Linked DNA regions of Homo sapiens: all the other regions are linked to region 2. A link is a loop called in an ENCODE intact Hi-C map of the cell type or tissue named here. Cell type or tissue: endothelial cell of umbilical vein. All regions are shown on one strand.

Region 1 (8,000 bases), 360 kb after region 2:
TACCACAGGTGGGGGTGAGAGGCCAACAAGAGTTAGAGGATCCTGGAGTCTCCTGGCTTACAGTGGCTGACCTCTGAGTGAGGTCTGCTAGCAAAGATGACAATTAGTAGCAAGAGTGGCAGAGACTAACAGGTGAAGCAATCATTTGAAATTAGCAAGGAAAACACCTGCCAAGAATCATATCAAAATTGATGATGCTGTTCCACTCAACCATAACATGGTGACAAAATTTGTTCTAAACCGTATCAGAAGTCTGGAGTAATAGCTGATACGGTGGTTCTTAAGAGACATTACTCATGCAAAAGTAATAAATTATTTATATAATAATAATAATAACAAATTATTTATGGAATAAGGATGAGGAAGGAAGGGAGAAGAGAGGAGAGGAGAGGAGAGGAGGAGGAGAGGAGAGGAGAGGAGGAGGAGAGGAGAGGAGAAATCCTAGACAGCATAATCTAGACCAGTAGACCAGTAACTCACACATTAGCATTTATCAAAATTATCTGAAGAGCTTTTCACATACAGATTGCTGGACTCCACCCACTGTGTTTCTGATTCAGTAAGTCTGAGCAGAAATCTGAGAATTTGCATTTCTTACAAGTTCCCAGATGGAGCTAAAACTTCTTGTCCAGGGACCACACTTTGAGAACTACTATTCTAAACCTTTACAGGAGAGATTCTATTCTGTAGTTTACAAAGACCATATTGTTGGGCTGAAGGCAAACCAATTACTCTTTTTTTGTGCTTCAGTTGACACCAATCTGTAAATTATGACACATTTTATTTGCTTTTATATAACTCATAGATGAAGTATTAAATACATTCTAAGCCTCATTTGTGATATTTAAGATGCTAGAATTGATACTTTATAACTGGCATATGAAAATGAATGCAAATCAAAGACAAAATAGATGTGGAGCTTCGTTTTTAAAAAAAGCTTAAAGAGACCCAATCACAACACAGAAGAAACAGCACAGATCATGGCATGCATATTTTGTTCCCAGATCCCTACATCTTTAACTGGCCTTAGGTCTTGAGGCTTTCTGTCACTTGATACTGTTGAGCCTCAATTTTCCCATCTCAAAAATGGAGAGGTCAAAATAGATGAGTCCCTTCCATTTATACCATTCTAGCCAAGGTTATAAGGTAGTCAACAGAGTTGTTTTCCAAGTGACCTGCTTTTTCCTAAATTATAATTACCAGAAATCATTTTGCACCACAAATGTAATTTAGAAAGATCAGGCTTATCAAACATGTCCCCTAACTGTTTTACTGGAAACACAGTGTTTGTAGAGACAAGTAGTATTGTAAGGTTGTTTTTTATTTGTGCTTTATCAGATGGTTGTATTATTACATTAGTCTTTGATTCTGTGCAGCTTCATATCACATTAGAACATCTAAAACATAACCTTCCCTAGTGTATTCCTATTCCTGAGTCTTTTTTTAAAATTAGACACAGGTTCTCACTCTGTCACCCAGCCTGGGTTGCAGCAGCATGATCATAGCCCACAGTTCCCTCAACCTCCTGGTCTCAAGCAATCCTCTTGCCTCAGCCTCAGCCACCCAAGTAGCTAGAACTAAAAGGCTCATGCCACCATGACCAGCTAATTTTTTAATTTTTTGTAGAGATGGGGTCTCATTATGTTGTCTAGGCTAGTCGCCAACTCCTGGCCTCAAGCAATCCTCCCACCCCTGGATCCCAAAGTGCTGGGATTATAGGCTTGAGCCACTGCATCCAGCCATATATTCCTAAATCTTACAGATTACTAGGGCCATATAGGTACTATTTTAGTACCTATATGGTAACATATAGAAAAATAATTTTGATCAATAGGGATAATTTTTTAACATTTTGTATCAAATATCCCAAGGACATTATGTTGGGTGCTAGAAATTACTCCAGTGATAGCAATGTATTCATTAGTTTACAAATATTTCCATAAATGAGCACCAACTTTAAAGTGAAATCATCTTTAAAAAATAACAAAAGGGATAAGCTGTGGGGGTTAAGAATAATTAACCATATTATATGTATATAAATACTCTAGAGTTAATTTTAGAATTTTAAGCATGTTACAATGAAATTATAATTAGAGCATTTTAAAAAACCGTTTCAGATTTGCTAAAACTGTATACTTTAAAAGACCAAAGAGTATTAGAAGTCTAGGAAATAGGAGAAGGTACATGGAATTTGACTTAATTTTATTTGTAATTGTTTAAATATGAATTTGACCCCCAAAAATCAACATATTGTCTTTTTTGTCTTTCCAAAAGGAAAACATGATGGCAAAGCAGGCAGTGTCAGGCCTGGGTTGGAATGTTTAACCAATTTACCTTTGACAATTTGCTCAACTTTGCAAGCTTCAGTTTTTTCATTATAGAATGACTAATAATATCTTTTTAGGATTAAATGACAAGATATATCTCTGTATAAGAATATTCACATATGTATATTTCATTTCATGATGCCTAAGACATGGTAGCTGATTAATAAATTATAGGAAGTGATACTGTTCTTACAGGGGCCCAGCTTTCCTATAAAGTAATCCTTTCGTTCCGCAATAAAGTCATTGCCATCAGTATCTTTGGGGTTGAGGCCACAAACACCGTCTCACAGGTTGATTATGGTTTTTTTTTTCATCTAAAATTACGTAAGCAAAATCAATATTGGCATGTGTCAGTAGATCTTGATTGAGCATTTTACTTTGAATACTTGTAATTGAGTTTGATGGAAAAGCTGACTCATGTTAAGAATTGTGCCTTGCAAAAAAACACAACTGCCATGGTATAGTTTGGATCAGAAAGCATCCTTGAGCAAAATATGTTGTACATGCACACAAAAGTACATCCACTCCTAAGCCTATGAAAATTAACAGAAAGCCTGTTTCAAACTGTGCTTACCACCCAAAACATGAAGAAAATGTCAAAATATTTTTTCTTACTTGTTTGAGAACTATTTTTAGATAGTTTTTGAATAGAGAACACATATTTGTTAAAGATGCCGAATTCATTCCAGATGGAGGCTTTGCTACGAAGTTATGGGATGCAAAAGATCTGGTTTTCCTTTGTTAAGAAAAACCGGAAAGGCTGATCAGTTGAAAAATTAAGGTACGCCAGGCCCAGTCCTAAGAATTGCCATGAATATTTTATAATCATTTGAATACATTTAGAACAGAGTACCCCTCAAAAACAAAACAGAATAAAAAACAAAATGAAAAAGAGGGAGGGAGGCAGGAAGTGAGGAATTAAGAGGAAGGGAGGAAAAAGGAAGGAGGGAAGAGAGAAAAAGATATCTTCACAAATTTCACAAATGTATCTTTTAGTCTCTTTCTATTCAGGCTGACCCCTGTTCCTGTCTTCCCCGCTGAGTTCTGAGCTGGGTGGCTGTGAGCCTTTGGAATGCTCACACTTCAGACGTGACAGACGCCGTACACTGGGCAGTCCCAGAGTTACGAGTTTCTCCCACATACCAAATACATTAAGTAGCAGTAGAGTGCTTAGAAGAGCTTTGGCACCAGGCCACTCTGTAACAGGAACTTGCTTGGCAAAGAGCTGCTTTAAGCACATTTGCTGTGTATGTATTTGTAGCAATTTCTTTCCCTTTTAGACCCTTGAAATTGACATGGCAGGGGAGTTCTTTGAGCATATCTGCCACGGACCAAAATAAATGCTTAACCTTCTAGAATGTGCCACGTGGACTATATGCATAATTTCTGCTAATTTATTATCTCACTGCTTGCACCAACAGGCATTATATGGGCACATACCAGGCAATTCTCTTCTGTGATGAAGTGAGACTTAAAATATTGTATCAGTACGCATTATCATTGGAGATTGAATCAAAACCAGGAAGGAGTAAATAATGTTTGCTCTATCATAAAACTGGCAAAATCCAATAGGATAGTCTTTTGTAGGAAGAACAAAAACATCTACAACACTGACAGTGCAGTCTAATTGTAGCAGTTAACCATTAAAAAAAAAATGTCAAACATAACTGAGAAGCAGGCTTCATTTTCCAGTATGTTAACAGCAAAAAAGGCAGACCTATAGTCAGGAGGAAAATGCCTGCTATTAAAACATAACTGATGAATGTTACAAAAAGAGTATTTGTCATCAAACAATGCTTCCATTGTAAAACAATTCCAACCTATGCATGAAAGATTCCAAACGCTAGTACAGCATTCAATTTGATACTGGAGTTTTATCATATTATTTCATGCGAAGAAGAATTATACACTCAATCTGTCTGACAGCTTTGCATATAAAGAACAGTTTCTGCATGACAAATGTGGTGAGCTTATTAAGTTACCAATACACTGCCAAGCCATATTGTCTCAGCAACAGCAGACCCAAAATATTTTCAAATGATTCTTTAAAGCGCAATGCAGGAAAGCCTGAACAACGACATGTCCTGACTTTAATAAAATTCACAACTGCAGGAGCATTTATTTACCTTATATCTAATTAGAATAAATCATCCATAAGCCTCATTTAGTCCATATTTAGTGTGTCAGACTTTTATCTTTTGAGATAGTTGAAAATATTAGTTTTTGATTTATCATCTGCTGCCTCACAGCTGCAAAAAAAAATTAAACTATTAAGCTTAATATAAAAACAGAACACTGTTTCTTAAAAATATAGAGACACGAGAGTATTTACAAACATACTTTTAGGATGGGAAAAATTAGCTACTAAATAATGCAAAATATTAAGAAAACACTTGATCAAAATTAGGAATAGCAAGTAATTTAAGCAAACTAACCTCTTCATTTTTTTCATATTTGTAAAGACATCTTAACTCTCAATCTTGGAATGAACTTACAGGACTAAGTTATATGTGTATTGCAAACGGAACTGTGAAAAGCTTAAATAGTAATGATGTATAATAAAAGCAAAAGGCTAATGCAACAACTATGACTTTACTGTTATTGTTCACAGGCACCATTTTTAAGAAACATTTGCTAGTTGTTGGGTACTAAGCTAATAAGCCCTTTAGACATAATTTTTAAATTTTCACTCTCACATCAACTCTCTAGTATAGTCCCGCTGTACAGATGTGGAAAATAAAACATAGAAATTGTATGAATTGTACAGCTTTGCCTATGGTCATAACGCTAGATACAAGCAAGTCTAGATCTCTCTAATTATGGAAGTACTGAGCACTTAACCATTCTGTCTTACTATATTTTCTTGACTCTTGCTCCACTGAACAAGAAATTTCTTTGCATAAACAAATACTAAATAGGATTTTCAGGGTATCCTATAAAGAACTGTCTGTCATATCAAAAATCATAGCCTAATCCTACTAAGAAAACAAAGACAACTTTGCATCCCTGTTCTTACTTGTTAAAGATGCTGAATTCATTCCAGATGGAGGCTTCATTGCACTGCTGCAACGGAGACACAGCGACTCAACTTAGTCACATGGATCGCTCTTTATTGAATATTTCAAGACTTACCCACCCTAGTTCCAAAGGGAAGTTGTTAACTGAGAATAGGGACTATACTAAATCACCTTAATTGTAGCTTCACTATAAATTTAAAATTTAAACTGCCCTGTAGGTTGAAAGCAGTTTTGTTCTGTTTTACTTTTCCCTCAGTCTGGTCTTAGAGTTAAAGAAGAATGGGTTAATGCAGTGGAATTTTTTTTAAATTATACTTTTTATCAAGCCCCATGAATTGTTAAGCCACCGTCTCAGCACTGAATGTTATACGTGCTGATGCTACATTATAGTGCTACTGCTTTCTAATTGGGCATAAACCCTTGAGAGGGCACTGGATGCAAATGATCACTGACTAGTTCACCTCTGGGAATAAAGGAAATAATCTACCAGGTAGGATTATGCCATGAAAGAAATACACAATTGATTCAAAGATGGACTAAATATAGTTTTAGAGTTTGCCAGAACCTTTTCCCTTAATTTCTCTCTGATATAAAAGTAACATATGCAAATATTACTATACATACAGATTATATACACACATATACAAATTTAAGAGGAATCCTAATGAAAAAAAGTACATGGTTACTAGGTAAAAGGTTAGATTTTCCTGTTTCTAAAATTTTTCAATATTTTCTGTTACTGAAATTTTTCTATATTTAATAGACTAGCTGAGAAAATAATAACTAGTAAAATCATATGCTAGTCTACAACAATGGTATGAAGTCATCCCAGAATAATGCCATTATTTAATTATACTTTGAATTCTCATTTCAAAGTCAGTCTACTAATGATTGGAGGAACATGCAACAGAAGTAAAATTTCCTTATTTATTTTCCAATGTTATCAATTATATATTTGGGGCAAGATTCTGAAAAATAGCTTCTTGTCCTTGCAAGAAATATAGTGCCAGATTCATCTGATCACTCTTTTATTTCATCAACATTAATTTGAAAAACTTGAGGAGCACCAAATATGTGCAAACACTCTTGGAAAGAGGGTGTATAACTGGATGTTTCGAGTATTTATTTCAAAACTTCAGAACTGAAGGAGGCATTGACACCACATTGAGGGTGCTGTTCCAAATTTCAGTAATAGCTTCCGGAACAATCATGCCCAGGCAAGCTGTCTTTGGTGCCCAGGGTAATTCCACATTATATTCAGGTCAGCATTCATTCTTGAAAAGATACTCATTTCTTAGATAAAGCATGTTTCTCAGTTAATATTTCTAACATATTTGAGGATGACACAGAGTGAGAGCAAGAGAGAGAGAACTGAAAAAACAATAACATTTCATTTGTGAATAAAGACCTTAGGAAAAAAAACAAAAGGAGGCAAGAGAATGTTCATGACTGTTTCTTGTTGTTTTGTCTCCAAATGCATCACTTCCTAACTTGCCATTTGTTCTTGATTATCCTGATATTCCGATATTCACTGGATTGGGGATAGAAAATGTATTAAATTTAAAAGAGATAAATCAGTCAGTGTTTTCAGAGCTGGGCTGAATAAACTGAAACAGAAGAGGCTAATCAAAATGAAGCAGTCACAAAGACTGTTATCACAAACCTAGGTATACTTGAGTCCTTTCATCAGTAGAAGGCAGCAACCAACTACGGAGGAGCTGTGGAGTGGAAGACACCATGTGAGTTGCTTGTCAGGGATTCTGATGACCAGATACTCCCCCAAAGAGTTCACAGTCCAGTTTGAGAGACAAATTCTATAATTGGACATAGTATGTGGCCTGTGCTCTAATAGATGAACAAGCCAGTTTCAGAAACAGCACAGGAGAGATGTTGCACTTGAGAAAAGCAAACGGAAAAAAAAAAAAAAAAAAAAAAAAAGGAGCTATCCTGGGTTTGAGTAAGTTTTGTTATTTCAGAAAACTCAAATCACCATTATGGACAAGCCCCTGTGAATCTGGAAAAAAACCTTGTGATTTCCATGGACAGAATCAAATGTGTGTACCATGAGAGAAAAACAGTCATAGAAATCTGGTCAGCCACGCGAGGCTGAGAAGTCTGACTATAACATTCTACATGGATCACAGAAAAAGGAATGATGTCTCAAGTCTGGTTTCCTGGAAGCAAGGTCTGAGATGAGGATTTGTGGGTAAAATTTATTAAAGAAGTGCTCCCCGGATAATTGGGAAGGAAATCATGGGGAAACAAGACAGAGAAGGGAAATAAGGCAAGCAAGAGTACTTTTTCAAGTGAAATTCAACAAAGGATAGCTTTAGTTTGGTCCTACTGGGAAACTACAGGCTGTAAGTTACATATTGGAGTTCGTCTTAACTTAAGGAAAGGGAGCTGGGCTCTCATAAACACCAGGGAGGACGTGGAACTCCCAGGTACCTCAGGTCTCCAGCTGTCCTAAGGCAGTCCTCTGAAGAAAGTCACTAGTGCTAGCCTGCACAAGTCAAACACCCAGAAGCAGATGAAGGGAGTGCAGAAATAGTAAAAAGGTATTCAGAGAGATATGGGTAAGAGTGCCAACACCAGGCAGCGCACAGACTGGTTGAAAATGGGAGAGGACAGGCTTATCCCATCAGCATAATCAATT
Region 2 (8,000 bases):
AGTCCCAGCTACTTCGGAGACCGAGGCAGGAGAATTGCTTGAACCTGGAAAGCGGAGTTGCAGTGAGCTGAGATTGTGACACTGCACTCCAGCTTGGGCAACAGAGTGGTACTTCATCTCAAAAAAATGAAAATAGCTCTACATTTGAAACCTTCTTTCAAGAAGGTACTTATTGAAAGATTTTTTGTGTATGTTTAAGCCTCTTCACTAGGATAGTATTTCATAACAAAGCCAATTGCCTATCAATTGGGAAATGGTTTATTAAACTGTGAAGTATTCACAAAATGGAACTTTATGTATTTGTCGAAAATGTTTACATTTGTTATTATAAAGGAGCACCAAGATATGTTGTTATGTGAAGAAAGCTGGGTGAATAAAAGTGAATAGTATGCTACCATTAGTCTAATAAATGGTGATAAATATTTTATAATAGTCTTTAATATGGTAGTATTAATTATATAAATTTTTCGTACAACAAAAAATGTGTAATTACATCCAATGGGTCAAAACAATAATTAAAAATAAGCTCTATAAATTATGTAAAGTGTCCTCTCCTTAATAAACATTAAGAATAGCATAGTCCACACAGAGTCTTTCCAGAATTTTCAATACTTTAAAAAAAGCAAATGAGAAGACTTGGGAGATGGTAACAATATATGATTGTACTCACTTGTCCTTCGTGTTTTGGTAGACATGCCCAAATTCTCTTCATGCTCATTTTGTTATGAAATACTATTTCATTGAATCCGCCATCTTGACCCACCATCCATAAAAATAGGCACATTTAAATGAATAAACAAAGAGTGCTGAGAAGTCAAGATTCCTCCAAAGACTGTATTTCTCCATTTACCACTTTCATGGCAATGTCTGTGATATCCTGGCTATAGAATTTACATGAAAAAAAAAATCTGGTTTACAGCACATTCAGACACAAACTGCTCCGGTTTTATTATTCCAATAAAAGCAAAGGATTGTTGATTCTCTGTTTGCCTCCCTCACCAGGGACTACATTTTGCCATGGCTGCATTTGCTGTGTATGTAGAATTCTGTGCATTACTCAGAACTTTCTGGACTCTTATAAAATTGAAGTCCTGTGGCTATAAATAGAATAACAGTAGTCTGAAGAAGGAGCATTAATTTCACTGGAATGTAGGCACAGCCACAAGCCTGTCCCTTCAGGGAGCTCACATAAAATGAAGCACCAAGTATGAAGATTTTTGTGTTGCTTTTCCCCCTTAGTTGTTAAGACAGGTGCACGTGGAATATGTCAGAGGAATAATGATTATCAGCAGTATAACAAAAGGACAGAAGTTGGTAGAATCTGCAGATGAATGCACTACTAAGCATATCAGGCAGGAGAGTACTTAAAGTTTTTGTATACAGATTAGGCAACTCTAAATAAAAAATCTGAAATCCACAATGCTCCAAAATCAGAAATTTTTTGAGCGCTAAAATGATGCACAACTGCAAAATTCCACATCTGATCTTATGTGGTGGGTCGCAGAAAAAACAGTCGCAACTTTGTTTCATGCCCAAAATTACTTTCAAATAGTGTATAAAATTACCTTCAGATTATGTATATAAGGTATATATGAAACATAAACAAACTCTGTGTTTAGACATGGGTCCCATACCCAGAATATCTCATTGCATATATGCAAATATTCAAAAATCCAAAGAAATTCAACATCTGAAACACTTCTGGTCCCAGGCATTTTGGACAAGATACATTCAAACTGTAATAAGTTTCTTCCTTTGAAAAGCAGAATATTAGATTAAAATAAACTCCTGTCAGTTCATGGGTAACATTGGTAAACAAGGTAGCTCAGATAGGTGGATTAAACAATGGAAAGAAAAGTAAACCGGGTGAAGTTCTGGTCATGTTCCCCCAACGTTTCAGAGAGATGGACAAGCATGTAAGTAAAATGATAAATAGGATTGTGCAAATGGGCTCATTAAGAAGCAAGTGTGCAAAGATTAATGGTTTGGAGGAAGTTGTCTAAAATTCCATAGGTATATGATAGCTTTTCTTTACCAAAACTACATTTGTTTCAATAGCAAATTTTAATATAAACCAATTGTATCATTAAGAATATATGTTCAGGAAGATTCCATTAAAATTTTCCCAAACTTAGATCCATATTACTGTATAAGAAATAAAAACAAATGCTTTTTGTGCCTGTTTATATTACCTTGTCCTTACCATGCTGAGCACACAGGCCCTGCATTTCTTTATGTAAGAACTTCTCTGGCTGGATAATCTCTGTTGTCCTCCTTTGTAGCAAGTTAGAAGTTTTGGAGAAATCACAACTACTAGGGGTACCTACAAAAATTAAAAATTAAAAAAAACCCAAACGACCAGGGGAGACATTTTACTAGTCAATCAGGGGTTGGTGTATAAATAACCTAGCTCCCTCACCCCTTGTGTATGATGACTCTAAGATGTGTACCCTACACTGGCTCTTGGAGTTGCCCTAGGGTATTGACCTGCAGTCACCCACAGTGGTAGCTGAATTAATAAGGTGCTCTTGTCCCGATCGCCATCTATCAGTGTTGTTTCTTCACGTGCTCCTGAACCTCCCCAGAAGCATCTGCTCCTTGGGGAGCAAGAGCTAAAACAGAAATTATCATCAACTCTCAAATATTATGAATTGAGCAATTTTATAAATATCTAACTTTTCATGTTCTGGCCTTCGTGCAGAAAAGAGGAGCCAGCAGTCATCTATGAGACAGGGTGGCTGATGTAACAAAAGATCTATCCTTTCCAGTTCTCATACAGTGTGTGACATTGCTACTCAAGGGCCTTTCATCAACAAATGATTAATTGGTGAGGAATGACATTACCTTCCTTGAATAAAACATAATTTAGTACAAATGATCGTTTTTAATTAGCTTGCAATAATAATGGCAGGTACCATTTATTCAGCACTTACTGTGTTCTATGTTGTATGCTAAGTGCATTTATCTTACCTCTGAGATTGGCACCATAATCTGTATTATAATCAGCTACTATAATCAGGAAATATAATCCCCATTTTAAAGATGAAAAAAACTGAGAGCCTAACTCACGTGAAGTCACACTGCTAGTAAGGGGCAGATCTGGGCTTGGAAGCCAGGATTGCTTGAATTGGATGCCTGTGAGTGTCCATAATTAAGTGTCACCATCCATCTTTGTTACAGAGATCAGGATCCTAAGGGAGTTAACAGAAGACATGGAGAGTTTTTAAAATGTCAATGCCTAGGGGATCTTTACTGACGGCAAGAAAGAAGAAAGAAACATTGAAATCCTAGAGCCTGGTCTTGGTTTAGTGACCCCCCTGGCCTTACCCTTTGTCCCTTGGCCATCTCACTGCTCAATTTGACCAGTTCAAACAACAGAGGAATGAAAAAGAAATAAAAATCAACTTGGAAATTAGCACAACTTTTACTGTGGGAACTGGTTTACATTTTTGGCTAAAATTAAGCTTGGGATTGTTTGTGAAACTCAATGAAGCAAGAGTTGGCAATGTGTACAGGCAGAGTGTGTTCTCCCGTGCTGTCCACACACGATTTCCTAACAATCAAAAGAAAATGCTTTATCTGTTAGTAAAAGTTAGCAAAGTTTCATAACTTCCTGTAATTACTACTCTGAGAGTTCACAATGGTTATTTTTTCACATGAAATTGTTAAATGAGGGCTGCCTGAGATTTCACTTAAAATTTTGCACTTGGAAGAAAAAAAGGGGAAAAAATGAGAAGCCAACAGAATAACAACTCTAGAAGTGAAGAACTAACATTTAAAGAGTGAAAATAATAATTAAAAGTAGGATCTATATATTAACTAAAATGCCCCTCCTCAACAAACATAGGAATACATACTCTACACAGAGTTCTAAGAAGTTCGCAGTGAGCTTACATTTGTGGAATGCCTACCATGTCTCCAACCAATTGTCCATATTCTTACATTTAACCTTTCTACAAATCCAGTAGCATTAGTATCACTAATCCTTTTTTATTAATAAGGAAAAAGTCACAAAACCTGAATTCATACCATTTTAAAATTTGTTAGTTTTATTTATCCTTTCTTATACTAGATCTTTGCAAGACTAGATAATAATTCATTGCTTCTAGATAGTCTGCGAGATCCTAATATGAACAAACTGCTACAGTAGTAGTAAGAGTAAAACTCCAAAGGGACTTGGAATTTTTCATGTTATTTGAGCAAAAGTGTTGTTTAAAAAAAATGGCCAAACTTGCTTTCAAAATGAAAAGGTGAGTGACTCAGCAGTGGGCAATGAGAGACTCTCACCAGCCTATAAGTGCAGTGATAAATAGCAGACATTGCTTAGCTAAGTTATGAATAACCACACCAGGAATGTGTCTGCTTAGGCTCCTGTGCCTGACAATTGTTACATGAATATAAAACAATCTGCCTTGTATTTTTTTTTTAAAAAAAAATTTGCATGCAGCTTTTTACTTTGCTAGATTTTAAAATTTGGGGCTGGGGTGGGAGATGGGTAAGAACAGTTTTTAATTTTTTTTATTTTTTTATGCTTCCTCCTCTTTAGCCACAACATTTAGGACAGTCACTTGCACAGATAATGTGTTTAAAACATAATTGAACTCTAAGTATATGCAAATCCTGAAATACCTAGAAATTCAGAAACTTCCTATATTAATTGGAATTCAAAAAAAATCAAGCAGGAAATTACTGTGACCACCTACATCCATATACGGATATACAAACTAATTGTTAGTCTTTGCTAACAGTGAATCCCAAGTAACCCAGAACAGAGTAACTCTTGCTAACTAGTTCTACAGTAATAACTTTTTTTAGGAATAAGAGTAAGACAGCCCTATGAAATATTTTTAAAGCAGATTTCCTCTTATGACGAACAATTGTAAAAGGTTTATCTTTCTACAATAGGACATGTTCCCTCAAAATAGTAGAGAAATTTGTTATATAGACAAAGGCTTCCATGAATGATTTTGAGGATGTAAGTTGGAAATGAAAGAGAAATATAGTTCCAGACTTGGGTGAAAATGTATGTGACAAAAAGATGACATAATCTATCAAAATGTAATGAAAAACAGATATCAGAAGCAGAGGCAACTAATGTAGCCATGGCCACCCCCTTGCACACCCCCTTCCCTCAACACACAAACCTGCCTCACTCTCCAGAGGCTGTCTTGGCTGACACAGAGGATGCATTCCATACATGTTTCAAATACCAAGGATCAAGAAGCAAATCCAAGTGTTCACTGCGTAAGTGTTCCTGTCATTTTGTGGTATTTTGAAGAAACCACTGTGAAGCAACTTGATTCAACTATTGCTTTAAAACTCAAACACTGATCATGTTGACACTGTCTACAGTAATCAGTGTTTGAAAAATAATGGATAAACATTTTACTATTTGCCTTTAAAGAACAAAACAAGAGTAGTATTTCCAACCTAGCTAAGAGGGGACAAACAGAAAAGATAGAGAATTCAAAGTTTTGTCTTAGGATGAACAAAAATCAATCTGAAATTATTGATCAAATCATTGAAATTATCATTATGTACAGCTTCGGTCTCAACCTAGTTCACTGATGTTACCCATTTCTCTACCGAGAAGGGCACATTTATGAAACTGAAGAATGACTGTATGAATAAAGTATGTTAAGCTTTCTTATATGCTAATAGTAGTTAATCTTTGCAATAATCTTTTGAAGTAACATGATTTATTTTACAAATAAGTAAACTGAGACACAAGAAAACTCAGTCATTTACCCAAGATCATAGTCAATAAATAAATGTGGACCCTAAATTTTAGCTCAATAGAAATAAATTGGCATGCTTTTCCCATCCCCCTGTTTATAAGATATATATTTGCCCATGACTTGGGCTGTTTATTAGATATAGGACATCCTCAGAGGCATCCATGTATGTATATGCATTCAATAATGACATTATTCCTCAGGCATGAAACACCTTAAAATATCTTTCTAACTATCCAGAGAAAATTATAGTCATGAATTTGAGGTCTATGTATTAGTCTGAATTTGCTCTGTACAGCATCACACATCACAATTATGCATTTTCAAGGAATGTTTTCTGATGGGTATTTGTCTTTAATTCATTCTAAAATTTGGGGAAAAAATGTAAAGAAGAGTGTTGTATTTCTATCAGATATCATAATGTTGGTTTGTCATAGAGAAAAGTATCTCAGTAAAAAACCACTTTAGTCTCAATGTAAATTATGCAGAAGTGTCTTAGCCATTAAACAGAATAAGTTACAGTGTATGTTTCTGGAAATATAAATCTAGACACATAAATCAGGATGTCTAGTCAGTGATTTAAAAAAATATTTAGCACAGTGGTCATATAAAGGATCTGTCCGTACCAAAACATAAATGAGCACAATGTACATTTTTAAAGCAAATATAAGCACTAAACTTGAACACTAATCACTTATCCTAAAGAAAAGAGAGCATGATTATATATATAATTTATAATTATGCTTAAGGTTATGTTTCCTGCTTTGTAAAAGACCTATCTTAACTTTCAGCCCCTTTGGAGGTAGCAGTATACTCATTACTATCATGCAGGAACAATATAGCTATTCACATTTGCGATGTGCTTTGCAATCGCTATGGATCATGAGGATAAATGATGGGAGAGAAAATGATAGAAAGGGAATCTGAGAAAATGATGGGAAGAGGAAAACACATGGTCAGTTTTTTGATTAGGTTGTCAAATAAAGTCTCTTAATGTAACGTTTACAAGAAAATCTTGAGATTACTCCACTTTTTCTACGGTTCTGTTGTTCCGTTTTTAATGTGAGCAAGTCAGGTCACTCAAGCATATTCAAGTTCAACTCACTAAAGCATAATAATGCTTATTGTTATACTTCATTATAAACAGGGCTCAAAACAATGAATATTGACAAGCTAAAATTATACCTCTTTAAGTCTTAGCAAGCTTGGTTAAATGGTTATATATGCAAGATCAAGTTAAAATGGAAACATGAGGCATTTAAAAAATATAGAGGTCGGGCGCGGTGGCTCACACCTGTAATCCTAGCACTTTGGGAGGCCAAGGCAGGTGGATCACCTGAGGTTAGGAGTTTGAGACCACACTGACCAACATGGTGAAACCCCATCTCTACTAAAAATACAAAAGTTAGCTTGGCATAGTGGCAGGCATCTGTAATCCCAGCTACTTGGGAGGCTGAGGCAGGAGAATTGCTTGAATCCAGGAGGCAAAGGTTGCAGTGAGCCGAGATCCCAGGAGGCAGAGGTTGCAGTGAGCTGAGATTGTGCCATTGCACTCCAGCCTGGGCGACAGAGGGATACTCCATCTCAAAAAAAAAAAAAAAAAATAGAGAGAGAGAGAGAGAAGGGTCACACATAAATAAGATTTATACTTAACTTGTTTGATTGCTACCAGTGTTAGATTTGAAAGCTATGCACATAAACTATTGGGAGCAAATCCGCATTGTTATGTGACAGAGAAAAGATGGCATCTAGAGGAAGAAACGTGCTATTTATTTTCAGTGTTTTTTTCCATAAGATTTAACTCTAGGGCAGAATTATGAGTCTCTGTCAGAGAAACCAACCAAAAATAAAAATTGAACCTGGTGCTTGTACATCTTACATGACAGATGAAAGAAGACTCAATAAATCACAAGTGTCATGAATTAAGCCATTTTGTTTTATTTTATTTTTTCCTTTGGGGCATTTCTGTGGGACTTCTTGACTTTTCTTTCTAAGATGAGTAGAAATGAGGCATGCATTAAACAAATGATTGGCTATTACAAAGAACCACTTTATTGATGTTGACAGAAACCCACGAACAAGTCATGAAAAGAGAAGTACCAAGAGTGTGTGCTATTATTTCTTAATACTAGAGCAGAGAAAGTTCATTTCAAGCCATATTTTGGGTCAATCTTACCATGAAGGAAAGTTATTCCTCAGGTCAAGGGTAAGTATTCTGGGAGAAGGTACAGAACCCATAATTATTTAGTCAATTTTCTTCTTGAC
Region 3 (8,000 bases), 410 kb after region 2:
TGGCTGCAGATGGTTGAATATTCAGCCTGAAATCAACGTGCAGTTGATTAACTACTTCTTACACCTGGCCCCTTCTTCATACCAGGCTCTGAACACAATCTGAGTATCACCAGCCAAGAAATTCTGTTTGGGTCCACTAGTCTGAACCTCTTTCTTCAAGACCTTCTGGGGAACCAGAAGGGAATGCAGTAAATTCATGTGAGAGCAACATCATTGGCAACTGGGCACTGGATTGGTAGAAACATAGTGAACTGGTAAGGGTGTGGAAAAGGAAGAAAGGAGAAACTTGCTGTGTGTGCTTAGGTAACTTTTTAAGTTTTATGAAGATGACTAAAGTTTTCCAAATATATGTGAGAGAAATATCTATTTCTCGGCTGGAAAAAAATCAATTCACCGGGCTGTAACCAGGTTTTCTTCTTTTTAGCTTACCTAGCTTGACTAATTTTTTTTCAAGAACCCCCCATCCACCCCCACCTACTCCCCACCACCACCCCCACCCCCACCCCACCCCGGCAAGTACCTCAAAAATTCAGAATGAAATTCAGCTGGGATCTCATAAGTCAACAGCAACAGGTTGTTTTTTTTTTGGAAAGGGTGATAAAATACTTAAAAAATGTTGGATTACAACTAATCAAACATTTTGTATTTTGTCATTAAGCTAATGAACTATTTTTTGAGCCCTTTTTCTCTAAAACTTGCTGATTATTCTGGGTGTCCCTTCCAAACAGCAAATTTGCCTTGATAAACTATTTTTTCATCCGGTTGTTTCTTATTTAAATATTACAACATATCACTAAGATTTCTTCATTATTCCTTAAGCGAAGTAATGTTCCTCCTTGAAATTGCTTCTTTTGGTAAAAAAAAAAAAAAAAAAAAAGAAAAATTCATCAAAAAGAAAATTGACAAATGACAACTTTTTAAAGACGTGAGGTGTGAAAGAGGGAGCACAGGATGACAACATTGTTACACATTATAGATATGAGTCAGCCACTGGGTTTTCATCTTAACTTACATGTATATTTTTCTAATATATAACATTTTAAGGATTTGAAAAATTATTTGAAGGAGCATAAACATTTACTTTTAAAGAAACAAAGTTGAGAGATTCATTCCAATGCAATGGAAAATAATAGGAGCAGAGAAGGCAGGGAAGTGTCGCAAGTTCTTCTAAAACTTTACTATGTATTCCAGGGAATGGAAACATCTGCATTTATTTCTTAAATCTCATTTTCATTTTGTTTTATCATTAAAAAATAGCAAAGGTATTTATCATTACACAAGTAGAAAAAGAGAGTTCAGCATGTGTGCATTTTCTGAAATAATGTAGTAATAAACATTTCAATCCTTTAAAATCCCATGAAGATTTTCCCCAAAAAACTAATGATAGTAAATAGCCCTTGTGGATTGGCAGGAAGAAAACCTACCTCAATTTAGAGAAAAATTTAAGATATGTTATCACCAGAATACGATTTTTACCTACCGTAGACTCTATTTTCATCAAACATAAGTATTATTGACATATCAGCATCATTTTAAATAGCTATGAATTTCAAATTGGATTATAACTCCAAGCCAAGGCTACAAAGAGTGGATTTTATGAATTCCACCCAGGCTTACCAAATAAATATAAGCAGCATGTACTTCATTTAAAATGATTATAAATTATATTTTGAGGTATAAGTGTAGAAGGAACAAAAAGTGATGTGGAAATAACCCAGTTGTTTTCCTGTTACACTGAAACATGATGGTACTTCATTGTATAGTATTAACCCTGTCAGAAAATCCCCAGTACCCACATTTTAAAATATGATTGCACATTGACTCTTCATCTCATTTCCTCTCTATGCAAGTTTCAAAACAGGGCACATTTTCTCATCTTCAGCTTCCAGGAATGCTATTAATGTCTGTCATTTCAGAGCCACCATAACAATACAGGACAACTTCAAAGCATTGTCAACATTTTACAACATAATAATCAATGTGAACTACCATGATAGGCAAAATAGCTGATCTTATATTCCCTACTATCCTGATCTGATTATCCAAATATCAACATAGGACGCCTAATGGATCTAACTTCTTTAAAAATGTTCCAGAAGTTCAAGGTGTTGGCTAGCTTGAGAGTAACAAGATCCAGATGCCGCCTGTCTATACAACACTAAACTACATAGAACTCCAAAACAGATATCTACAATCTCCCTATTTTTCAGGCTCCTCTCTTTTCCCTCACTACTCCACTCTCTCTCTTTACCCCCCATCTTTCTCTCTCTCGCACACACTTTCTACTAGTATAGCTCATCCAGCAGCCTGTGTCTTTGAAAAAATGTGCATAACATTCACTATTTCCTGTTAGTAATAGGTTAAAAGAAGTCTCAAACAGAAAAACAATTATGTTATTCATTTCAATCTAAAGTTTCTTTTCTGAATATATACCATAGTAGAAAACAAGGACCCGAAACAAAGTGTAATTTTTGAAACACTTGGAAAAATGTAGCCAAATGAGTAAAAGGGATGGAATGTCTGATATTTTTCATGCAACCTTTGAGTTTATTGTTTTTGTTTTGTTGAGGCATGAGAAATGACTGTAAATTTTCCCCTTTTAACTTGTCCTTGCTCTGCCATTTCCTTGAGGAATGGCAGGCAGCATTCTCAACCTAACACCCCCAAAGAGTTAAAACTTAAGGCACCGAGCAGGAGGGCTAGTCTATTTAAGCATCAGCAGCACAAACTAAATGCTCACAAAGGCAAATAGCAGTGTGAGTCGACCTTGGAGGGGCAGGGTGGATTACAAAGCAATTGAAAAAGAAAAAAACAAAGCAATAATCTTTTGTATAATACTGAAAGTCTGCTTCCCAGTCTGGTTTACAAATAGGCGTTGCTGGACGAGACAAAATAAATGACAGATAACTACAGCATGAATTACCTAACCCTAATCACATCACCGAGTCCTGGTGACAGCATAGATCATTCAGGCACGCCTTGTTCACTCTCGGCATATTTATTTATTAAGGAGACGGTGGAGTCTGGCTAATGCTAATGCAATACAAAATAATATCACCCGTACACTCGAGGTGGTCACTCCGCTAACATGTTTTCCCCCTAATCAAGTCCAATTTAATTGACAAATCGGAGCAGTGATTTCACACCTGAGAGTCTTTCATGTCTTAACTGCAGGATAAAGTTCAGGGTAGGTACTGCCCACTGCTTACTTACGTGGGCTTGCCTCTGGGCCCCTAATGGTCATTTGACACACACACATAAAGCCTAAAGTATTTAACCAATTCAAGTCCAATTATGATCAGTTACATTTCATTCCTTTTCAAGACTCAGGCCTCCTCATGGCAGCTACACAGAAAAATAGATCTTCTAAAAGTAAAGAACATCTATTGTAAAGCAGTCTGTAGCATGCTGATCATCCTCAACATAAAATAAAATAGGCAAGGCAAATTAAAAATAAAAATAAACTCTCAGAGACTCTGGTAGGAGCCCTATACCTTCTCACACCCTTCTTTCATTCTATACCCTGCGATTAAAAGTTTGAGTTACCCCCACCGTTGCACGTCCTATCCAGTGGGAAAAACCCTTTTAGAGCCACAATCAAAGAACAGCTCACCAGAAAAGCCCCTGAAATTATATTCTTGTGCCTGGTAATCACTGTTGTGATCTGCTTTCTAAAAACCGTGCCCATCTGCAAAAGACGTTCCTGATATCAGGACCATTTATGCTGCCAAATAACAACAAAGAAACTGAACTCAAGTGAAACTATTATCTCTCCTTAAAGAGAAAGCTACAATTCCGGGTTTGCTGCTTTCTTCTTATGTCTTCCTCTGCCTCATTAACTCCATTGGTATGTCACTAATTTCAAAGAAGCAGGAAGAAGTGATGGGGGTGGGGGTTAACTAATAATTCACACGCCTGTCTGTTTCCCATCCCAAGTGCAGAACGATACCACGCTGATCGCCAGACCGTGGGTCAAGCCATACCTTGGTTTGGAGATAATGAGGATAGTAGTAAGTGTACTGGGGGTACATTTGTGGCTGATCCAGGCGTTTGCCCATGTAGCTGGAATCTTTATCTCCGAGGCAGGGAACTGGATGACAGGGTATAGTGCCCCAGGCCGAGCTTCCTCTTAAACCACTATTCCTGACAGTCCCGGTGACTGATGAGGCTTCAGAGACTCCACCACTCGCTAGTTCCAACACAGCAAGAATTTTTTTAAAAAACAAAACAAAACAAAAAACACACACCAAAGGAAAAAAAAAAAGGGCGAGGAGTGAGATCTGTAGAAAAAACACCCACACACAGCCTTCCCAGATCTTGCCTGGCTTCCCCCAGCTGCCGGGGTCCACTTGGGATGAGGCAGTTTGTTCTCTAACCAGGCTGTCTGTAGTGATGTCAATTGCCAGCGTTCGTAAAGGGGGAAAAAAATCAAAGTCCTTTTAGCACAACTCCGAATCCTTGCAGATCAGCTTCCTGTCTCTTGGTTGTCTCTTTCCCCACCTTAAAGAAAAAGAAAAAAGAGAGAGAGAAAGAGAAAGAAAGAAAGAAAAAGAAAGAAAGAAAGAAAAAGAAAGGGGAAAAAGAAAAAAAAAAAGAAAAAAAGGAAGAAAAAAAAAAAAAAAAAACCTTGTACAGCTTAGTTGCTGCTGTCTCCCTCCCAGAGTGACATGGTGTTCGGGGCTTGTCCTGTCCTTTCATTCACTTCCCCTCCTTCCAGCCGGTGGGTGGAACCGAGAGAGCCTCTCCAGGGAGCAGCGTACGCAGTCCAGAAGGCTGCAGTATTTCCTCCAAGAAAAAAAAAAAAAAAGGCTGCTTCAACCCCTGCTGCAAGCAAAGTTCCGATTCCCTCTGCTGGCTATCTCGAATAGCAAGCGATTTTTGCAGCAACGCTGCTGCCGCTGGAACTGAACCTGAAGAACTCAAATGCGGGCGGTGGATTATTTCTTATCCCTCCTCCATCTACCCCACACAAGAGCTGCTTTTTGTTCCTCTTTTTGCCAAGTTCCAAGGTAAGCCACACTGCTAAACAAAACACAGAAGAGAGGGAAGAGAGGACGAAAGAAGGAAGGAGGAGAAAGGAAAAGAAATAAAGGCAGGGGAACTAACCTTGCTGGTTAAAGGGGAAAAAAGTAAGTCCCGGATGCTTTCAAAATCTGTTAACACGCTAGAGCCAGACGCATCCAAGAGCTGATTGAGAAACTAACCTTTTACTACCTGGAAAACTTGGTGGATGTTAAGTATTGAAGAAATTTTAGGGTCTACTCCAGGACTACTATTAATGCCACATGTCATCAGATTGGACTGATCAACTGAACATATCAAAAATAATAACTTTTTTAAAATACATCCATTTTGTAAAAAAAAAAAAAAAAAAAATCAAAGGAAGTGACCCCTTAGGTTCGTCAGATATTTTACAGATAAAATCTGTTTCTCCCATTGTCTCTCTCTTTATGATTATTTTGTTGCATTGATGCTTTAATCACTTTACTGATATCATCTAAAAAAAAAAGAACAAAAATCATAATTGCTTGGCAGAGTTTTTTCCCACCAATGATAATATTCTGTCATGTCTATCAGCTGCTACATTATAATACAAATTGTTTCAGATAAAATATATTTCCTTAAAGGGTCCCTTTTCAAGGCGGGCGAGGCTAAAATTAGATGTGCCAGCTGTGTTTTGCTGCGAGTGCTCACGCATGCCCAAAGCGTGGGCAGACCAATACTGAGCTCTTTTCTACTTTGTCAAGTCGGCTCTGTTCTCCTGAGCCCAGAGTCTCCTATTTAGATAAAAGGTCCCTGGTACAAATCCAGCTTCCTAGTCAAGAAGAACAGAGAATTTGGGCTCAGTGCACACATGGTGTCCATCCACATACAAGCCGCACCACCCCTAAAGCAACTGGCTTCCACCGAGGGGAACTGGTTTCTGGAAGCTGTGTGAGTGCATACGTGTTCCTTGGATAAAAATAAGGATGGCAGGTAAATAGTTTTATGTTTTACTTTTGACAAGAATAACAATCAGAAGGAAGGAAGGATGGAGGGTGAGAGGGTAAGAGTTAGGAGGCCCTGACAACATGGTGATTGAGAATATTAAATCAACCCCACCTATCTCTTAAATGTATTATTTGGGGCCTCAGTTGTCCCATCTATAAAATAGAAATACTGCCAACTCTCCTGGCTGAAGGCAGTACACTGAATCAGACACTAAAAATGACACTGATTTAAAAATCCTCCAGTGGTGTCACGTTTCTCAAACAATAAAGTCCTGACTCTTTGGAATAGGTTTCAGGACACTTGACGAGCTGTCTGGCCCTGGCTTTCTACTCTAGTCTCGGACTTTCAACTCTGCCCCTCACATCCTATACCGGAGTCACTCTGAGCTACTTTCAGGACAGGAACATGCTCTCAGAGGCTTCTGTCATTCCCTCTTCCTGGAGTGCTCTCCCAAGTCCATCTCCACCTCTTTTACCCTTCAGCCTGTCCTTCAGGTCTCAGTATGGATATCACCTCCTCACAGTAGCTTTCTCTAAACCCTTCCTTCTCTGCTGCACTTTATATTTGCCCTCATAGAAGGCTTATTCTACATGTATTTGCCTGCTTATTGTTTGTTTCTTCCATGATGTTCTAAACTCTAGGGGGGCAGGAGGTCACATTGTTCTCACTTGCCTTTATATTTCCAAAAACTTGCATAGAGTTGAGCACAAAATGGGTGTTCAGTAAATGTCTGAAGAATAAAATGTTAGACATAATTAATAATTTTTCAACCTGACTTACATCCCTCTTTCAGTACATTTCAGTCCCTGTTACAGGTCAAGAATTGACCTGGGTGCAGGATATAGAGGCACATGAATCAGAACAAGGTCCTTCTTTCATCGAGTTTATATTTAGTGGGGAAGGGGGGACAAACAAAGGGATAAAGAAGTAAATATGCAGTATAATGTCAGGAAATACAAAGCGCTGTAAGGAAATATGAAACAGAGTAAAGAGAAACAAAGTCACAGAGATTCTACTTTAAACAAGATAGGAAAATGCTCTCCAAGGAAGAGCCTTGGAAAATGCTTTCCTAAGGTCAAAGCAAGGGTGTGAACCATTCTCTGGGTATTGTGCACTGTGAGAATACTTCGTGTTAATGCCTTGGATCCCATCCAGACTGCCTGGGTTCCAATCCTGCCCCTTCTTCATTCATCTCCCTCAGTTTCTTCATCCATCAAATATCACTATTCACTTCATACAGTTATTTAGAAAACCAACCCAGATAAACACATGAAGCTTTTAAAACACCTTGTACCATGTTGGATCTGCTTAACAAATGCCAGCCTGCACATGGGGGAAAAACATCCCAGTCACAGGGAACAGTAAGTACAGAACGGCCTGCAGTGGGACTGTGTCTTTGGAATGTGCAAGATCCGGCACAGAGGCTGAAATGAAGCAAGTGAGGAAAGACCATAAAATGGGGTTAGGGAGGTACCCTTGGGCCAGATCATATAAACCTTAGTAAAGAACTGATATGGAAAGCTAATTAATTGATAGTTAACAGTACAGCAAGGACTTTATCCAAATATTCAGATTCTACATCTAGTCATCTTCAACTATAGAATGCTGTCATTTAAACAACCTATTAATGCTCCTCCAAGTTCTATCTTGTAAGAACAAAATCCAAGATTGCTTTGGCTAATTCTGCCACCATGGACAAAGGATATAAATACTCTTTCATTAATACATGGTCTAGATACTCCTTAAAGGGAAAAGAATACTGTCTTATTTACAAATGAAAGGCCAAATGACTCCTCAGCCAAAACTGATATAACCCATTATCTGTAAAGTTCCCAGCATGTGTTGATGCTATCAGCAATTTCTACATAAAATTGTTACTTTTTAAAATGCTATTTGATTTCGTTGGATTATTGTAATGTTTTAGGCATAAATTGTCATTAGCTTAAAAACCCTCATTGCACCTTCAAAGCTTTTCTTAAGTAATGCAAAGTAGGTTTACCACCTGTGGG

What was found. Peaks named below come from ENCODE experiments on the same cell type or tissue, not always from the same donor. Only the 100,000 strongest peaks of a DNase experiment are listed, where the experiment ranks them.
Region 1: it touches region 2 in a loop (3-fold over the local background); 3 of 110 quality-filtered maps call a loop at or near these places.
Region 3: a loop joins it to region 2, with 8 times the contacts of the local background. A loop is called at or near these places in 29 of 110 quality-filtered maps.

The regions. Positions count from the first base shown.
Region 1 is chr3:29,331,098-29,339,097 of GRCh38, reverse strand. The region is part of intron 1 of RBMS3 (RNA binding motif single stranded interacting protein 3); the gene reads right to left. Among named protein-coding and RNA genes, the nearest start is that of RBMS3, 54 kb to the right of the region's middle. In endothelial cell of umbilical vein, no CTCF peak of the experiment used is centred here; DNase peaks (open chromatin) are centred at 3,487 and 6,837; H3K4me3 peaks cover 625 bases; H3K27ac peaks cover 3,014 bases.
Region 2 is chr3:29,691,289-29,699,288 of GRCh38, reverse strand. All of the region lies in intron 4 of RBMS3 (RNA binding motif single stranded interacting protein 3), which reads right to left. Among named protein-coding and RNA genes, the nearest start is that of RBMS3-AS2, 52 kb to the right of the region's middle. In endothelial cell of umbilical vein, no CTCF peak of the experiment used is centred here; DNase peaks (open chromatin) are centred at 3,578, 4,288 and 5,178; H3K27ac peaks cover 3,000 bases.
Region 3 is chr3:29,277,740-29,285,739 of GRCh38, reverse strand. RBMS3 (RNA binding motif single stranded interacting protein 3) reads right to left here and starts at 4,669. Exons shown (of 15, transcript NM_001003793.3): 1 at 3,984-4,669. The coding sequence starts at 4,058. RBMS3-AS3 (RBMS3 antisense RNA 3) reads left to right here and starts at 4,801. Exons shown (of 3, transcript NR_109804.1): 1 at 4,801-5,009. RefSeq lists an enhancer at 5,765-5,814. In endothelial cell of umbilical vein, a CTCF peak has its summit at 4,861 (motif pointing left); DNase peaks (open chromatin) are centred at 2,549, 3,139, 4,029, 4,879 and 2 weaker places; H3K4me3 peaks cover 3,866 bases; H3K27ac peaks cover 5,474 bases.